Regions from separate parts of the Homo sapiens genome. Here region 1 is linked to region 2. A link is a loop called in an ENCODE intact Hi-C map of the cell type or tissue named here. Cell type or tissue: MCF 10A. All regions are shown on one strand. Links, peaks and the distances in the headings refer to the core of each region. The heading gives the core; the rest is flanking DNA. Region 1 has its middle 150 kb from the start of TMEM38B. Region 2 has its middle 120 kb from the start of RAD23B.

The links. Peaks named below come from ENCODE experiments on the same cell type or tissue, not always from the same donor. Only the 100,000 strongest peaks of a DNase experiment are listed, where the experiment ranks them.
Region 1: it touches region 2 in a loop (6-fold over the local background); 2 of 110 quality-filtered maps call a loop at or near these places.

What each region holds. Positions count from the first base shown.
Region 1 is chr9:105,840,662-105,843,581 of GRCh38, reverse strand. No RefSeq gene overlaps it. Among named protein-coding and RNA genes, the nearest start is that of TMEM38B, 150 kb to the right of the region's middle. In MCF 10A, for the core only: a CTCF peak has its summit at 1,353 (motif pointing left); no DNase peak of the experiment used is centred there.
Region 2 is chr9:107,157,317-107,160,236 of GRCh38, reverse strand. No RefSeq gene overlaps it. Among named protein-coding and RNA genes, the nearest start is that of RAD23B, 120 kb to the left of the region's middle. In MCF 10A, for the core only: CTCF peaks have their summits at 1,486 and 1,724 (motif pointing left); no DNase peak of the experiment used is centred there.

The DNA of each region.
Region 1 (2,920 bases), core at 132-2,631, 1.3 Mb after region 2:
CCACACCATGGACTTCTGGACTTCACTCTTGCTTTCTCTAGGGCAGAACTGAGCCCTGGCCCTCTCTAGTCTGGTTTGCGCATGAGCTTAAATATGATATGCCTTCTGCCTTCTATATTCTAGAAACTCTTCGCCTTCTCCTATGTCACCTTCATGCTCACTTTTTAATAAACTCATTTATTTTCATACCTTCTTACATTGAATTTACTTATTCCTGTTCACACTTTTAAAGGTGGAAGACGTTGAATGTGTGTGCCCAGTCTGCCATCTTGAACCAACAGCTAGGTAAAAAAATATCCAACAGGCTCAAGTCAGAGACAAAGAGCAGCTTGGAATGTTAGAAATATTCTTTTAAGGCACTTTCTAAAGTGCCTCAAAAAATGACTCTTTTTTTCATTCTAAAACTTAAAATTTGTACATTTATATAGTATATCTTCTATATAGATTCTGTAAAAATTCTGTATTTTATATATATATATTTTATATGCTACAAACTCTATAAATTTTATTATTTATTTTATTTTTGAGCTGGAGTCTCACTCTGTCACCCAGGCTGGAATGCAGTGGCGCAGTCTTGGCTCACAGCAACCTCTACCTCCCGGGTTCACGGGATTCTTCTGCCTCACTCTCCCGAGTAGCTGGGATTACAGGCACCCGCTACTATGCCCGGCTAATATTTTGTATTTTTCAGTAGAGACAGGGTTTCACCATGTTAGCCACGCTGGTCTCGAACTCCTAACCTCAGGGGATCCTCTCACCTCGGCCTCCCAAAGTGCTGGGATTATAGGCATGAGCCATCAAGCCTGGCCCAAATTTTATAATTTTATATTTACATACATTTATATACATTTATAACTTATATTTTATATAAACTCTATCTAAAATTCTATATATTTTTAAGCAACATGCATTTTTTACAATGACAAAGGAATATTTTTAAAGGGCATTATACAGTTATTAGAACAGTGGTTTAGAACTCTGTCCCATGAAGACCTGAGGTTTGGCAGAGGTGGCTCAAGGACAAAGAAGGAAGATGAGTGAATTAACTCCCAGTGTCCCTGCCCTACTTCAGAAAAAGTTCTGCCACTTTTATCTACTTTCTATACTTGGGGTTCTATGTAAGGTTTCGGCTGGAAAATGAGCACCAGAGCCTAAAAACTGTTTGAAACACCCTCTATTAGAGAATTCATATTTGGCGTATTCCGGGTTTCTGTGATTTATAAATAAGCTTTGTTGTTTATTTAATAAACACTAAAGAGTTGGCTGCTTCTAACAATCAGAATTTATTTTATTAATTCTCTCTGAGAATGTTTGTCCTCGTTGATTGCATCACAGGTTTCTCCTGCCACCTGGTGGCAACATATGTCTATTGCAGGGGCAATTTCTAAATTTATCTGGTATCTGCTGAAGTTGCAAATACAACTCACAAGGCAATGAAGATTTGGAGAGGGCTTTTTTACATCCATTACAAGCTACAAGGCACTTCTACATCAATTATGAATTATGTCATTTGGTCTTCCCACCCTCCCTTTCAGGTGGGTATTCATATTCTCTCCCATTTTCAGGAGAGGAAAAAGTAGCTCAAAAGCTAAGTAACAAAACAAAAAAAGCTGAGTAACTTACCTCAGATGAAGGCCAGAAAATTATGGGACTCAAACTTAGTTGCAATCTTGTAATGGTTATCAGAGACTGATAGCTTTGTGACAATCTAAAGAGGTTTAAATCTGGAGAGATCGTTGGGCTAGAGGTATAAAATTGACAGTCATCAGAACAGAGGTGATATTTGAAGGCATAGACTGATCAAAACTTGAAGCCATGGGAAATGGCACAAATGGGTGTCAAACCAAGGTGTTGTGAGCTGGTGGCAGCAGATGAGAGGAAGATAAGTGTTTGGTTTACCAGGAAGCTCACATGTGGCCATCTAAAATTGCAATCTGAAGAATGGAAATCTTTGTCCATTGCATGAAAATACATAGTTCAAAGAAGAAGGAAGAAAAGTAGACATAACAGCTCCATCCACACAGTGCAGATCAAACCTGAAATTCAGTGCCCTACTTGTTATGGGAAGCAGATGTGAAAGCAAAAAAATAACAAAGCGTGAATATCCACAGCTTCTTTCCCTGCTTACCCCTTACTCCCAAAAGGATTCTTTCTTGCCAAATTATCCAACTGTCCCTAAACATTTTTTGTGAGTAGTGGGGTAATTAATAAGGAAGATAATACGAGATGAGGAAGAAGATGTCAGAATTTAAAACAGAAAGGGAAAGAACTAAGGATGCAAGGAGAAGAATGTGTGCAGAAAAAGGAAAGTGGGACAGACATGAAGAGAGCCCTTACAGGCTGGGTTTAGAAAAGAGTATTTTGGAGTTTATAGTAGGAGAGAAATGAGGCTTTGGTATTGCAGCCTTGTACAGAAGATGGGTGGATGGAGAGACAGCAAACAGAACTGGGCCCAGCCTCAGGTAGGTCATCAGGCAGAGAAGAGCAGATCATAGAAGCAAGAGATTGGAGCCTGGAGCAAGTCTCAAATCAAGGCAGATGACAAGAGGTGCAAAAAAGGGCCATAAGGCAAAACTCCTGAGAAAAAGCCCAAGACCAGCTTGATTCTGGGGCAAAATCTGTGCCATCCATGATTTACCTGCAGAAACAGAAACCAGACCCTCAGATGGATGGGTCCCTGCCCAAAGATGCCTGAGAAATAGGTCCCCATCCCACTGGATAAAGGAGAGAAGGGAGAGGCTGAATAAAGCTTCCAACACATTCAGGTGCAATTGACAAAACTCTGTCCAGGGCTAAAGGCCCAGCTCTGCCATTTTCTAACTGTTAACCTTAAAAACTCCCCTGGCCTCCAAGATTTCCACACCATCCTCTGCACACACAATGAGTGGAAGTAGCTGGGTGATGTTGAAGGCTCTTCCAG
Region 2 (2,920 bases), core at 248-2,747:
TCATGAGACTTATTTACTATCACAAGAATAGCATGGGGAAGACTGGCCCCTGTGATTCAGCTACCTCCCCCTGGGTCCCTCCCACAACATGGAGGAATTCTGGAAAATACAATTCAAGTTGAGATTTGGGTGGGGACACAGCCAAACCATATCATTCTGCCCCTGGCCCCCACAAATCTCATGTCTTCACATTTCAAAACCAATCGTGTCTTCCCAACAGTCCCCCAACATCTTAACTCATTTCAGTATTAACCTAAAATTCCACAGTCCAAAATCTCATCTGAGATAAGCCAAGTCCCTTTTGCCTCTGAGCCTGTAAAATCTAAAGCAAGCTAGTTACTTCCTGGATACAATGAGGGTACAGGCATTGGGCAAATACAGCCATTCCAAATAGGAGAAATTGACCAAAACAAAGGGGTTACAGGGTCCGTGCAAGTCTGAAATCCAGTGGGGCAATCAAATTTTAAAGTTCCAAATGGTCTCCTTTGATTCCAGGTCTCACATCCAGGTCACACTGATGCAAGAGGTGGGTTCCCATGGTCTTAGGCAGCTCCACCCCTGTGGCTTTGCAGGGTACAACCTCCCTCCCAGCTGCTTTCATGGGCTGGTGTTGAGTGTCTGTGGCTTTTCCAGGCACATGGTGCAAGCTGTCAGTGGATCTACTATTCTGGGTTCTGGAGGACGGTGGCCCTCTTCTCACAGTTCCACTAGGTGATGCCCCACTAGGGACTTTGTATGGGGCCTCCGACCCCACATTTCCCTTCCACATTGCCCTAGCAGAGGTTCTCCATGAGGCCCCCACCCCTGCAGCAAACTTTTGCCTGCACATCCAGGCGTTTCCACATACCTTCTGAAATCTAGTCAGGAGAAAAATGAGGAAGAAGCAAAAGCAGAAACCCCTGATAAACCCATCAGATCTCGTGAGACTTACTCACTATCACAAGAATAGCACAGGGAAGACTGGCCCCCATGATTAATTACACCCCCCTGTCCTTCCCACAACACAGGGGAATTCTGGGAGATACAATTCAAGTTGAGATTTGGGTGGGGACACAGCCATACAACGTCAAGGCATGAGCCACTGCACCCAGCCAAATTTTATGTTAAATAGATTTTACCTCAGTAAAAAATACCTAATGGATGTGCACATAATGCATAACCAAACTCTACAGCACACAGGATTGATACTTCAAACTCATCTACAGACAAGTCTTAGAGCCACTTAAAGCAACCCCGAGGCATGAATCTACCAAATAGATATATTATTCAGAGTTATCAAGTCACTACTCACAGGATTCTTGAAGTATTTCTTCAGATTGTGAGTTCTCAACTCTTTTGCATGAAAACAACTTGATTTTTAGATAGGCCTTTAGGGAAACATTTATTGCATGAAAGAAGACCTGCTTTGGGTAATTGCAAATGCTACCACTAAATGTAGAAATGTTTATTTAGTGACCAGGAACCATTTCCTCAGCTCTTTCCTTCAAGCCATGGCTCAGGACAGTCAGTACTTCTAAGGGGTTTTCTGTCCTTCCATGATGTTTGGGGGAGGAGACCCAACATGGGGTTTCTGATGGGTAAAAAAAAGACCACAGCAGAGGCACTGGCAGGTGTGATGTGAGCTCAGTGTGCTCTGGGGGCAGACTCTGGGGCAGGAGGCTCTCTCCAGAAGCGCTGAAAAGGCTACAGGAGTGATGCCTCTTCTTATTTCTAGCTGTGAACAGACCTCTAGTGGCAGCTGCTGAAATTAACCTGCTCTCTCCAGAGCCCCCTCTGTGAATGGATGTGATTCTTTTCTCTCAAAGCATTATTGGCTGCAGCCATTCCAAGAGAACAGGACATTTCCAGCAACATTAAACTTCCTGCAGGTCTGGTTTGGCCAAATGTGCTCTTTAAAATTTCGGAGCAAATTTTCTTTATTGCCCCTTTTCTATGTGGGCTGAACCATGGACACTAAAGTTGCCTTGTACTGACAGCCACAAGCCTCCATTTCTACTGGGCACTGGGAAGAAGACCCAAAGGCAGGATCTCTTATGTGAAAGGAGTTTAGAAGTCAGGCACACCTGGTCCCCTTACCAAAGAAAAGAATGCCTATGAATGGTGATATTTGAGCTGGAATCAAGTACAAGCTTCAATGGGCATAATTTCTACTTTGTTATTGGACAGTGGTTCTCAAACTTATGCCAACCAACTCAATGTCAGATCCCTTTCTCCCAGGAGGCTGCCCTTATGACCTTCTCTACAGTCAGATAATCATGCTGTGTTCTGTGTTCATCTTCTATTTTGGCACTTCTTGTATTGGGGTCATTTATTCATTCATTTCATTCATTCATTCAACAAGTATTTATTGACCAACTTTGAGTCAGACACTGTTCTAGGTGCTAGGGACAAAGCAGTGAATATAAAAAGGCAAAGTGTTCAAAGCATTAGCATCTATGGGGAGTCAATATTATATACATACATATATATATAAAATCAGACAATTTGTGGAACACCATAAAATATTGATATATGGAATTTAATATATGTCTGTGAAGAAAAATAAAGTTGGGTAAGTACAAAGGAGTGCAGTGGGTCAATAGGGATTAGTAATTTTTAATAAGGTGATCAGAGAAGGGCTCTCTGGTAAGATGTCATTTGAACAGAGGGCTTGATGGAGTAAAGCATGCAGAAGATATTGGACAAAGGAGGGATATGATGTGAGCCCCTTTTCACAGGATCACTCTGGGTGTTGTGGGGAGAAAAGAGTGAAAGGAGCATGGAGACAGCAGAGGGTTCAGTCAGGAGCCCATTGCTGGAATCCAGGTGGAAACCGTTGTGGCTTCAACCAGGGTAGACACAGCGGATGTGGTAAAAGGTGGATGCATTTTTAAGATGGAGCTTGCAGGATTTGCTGATGGACTGGATGTGAGGGAAAGAA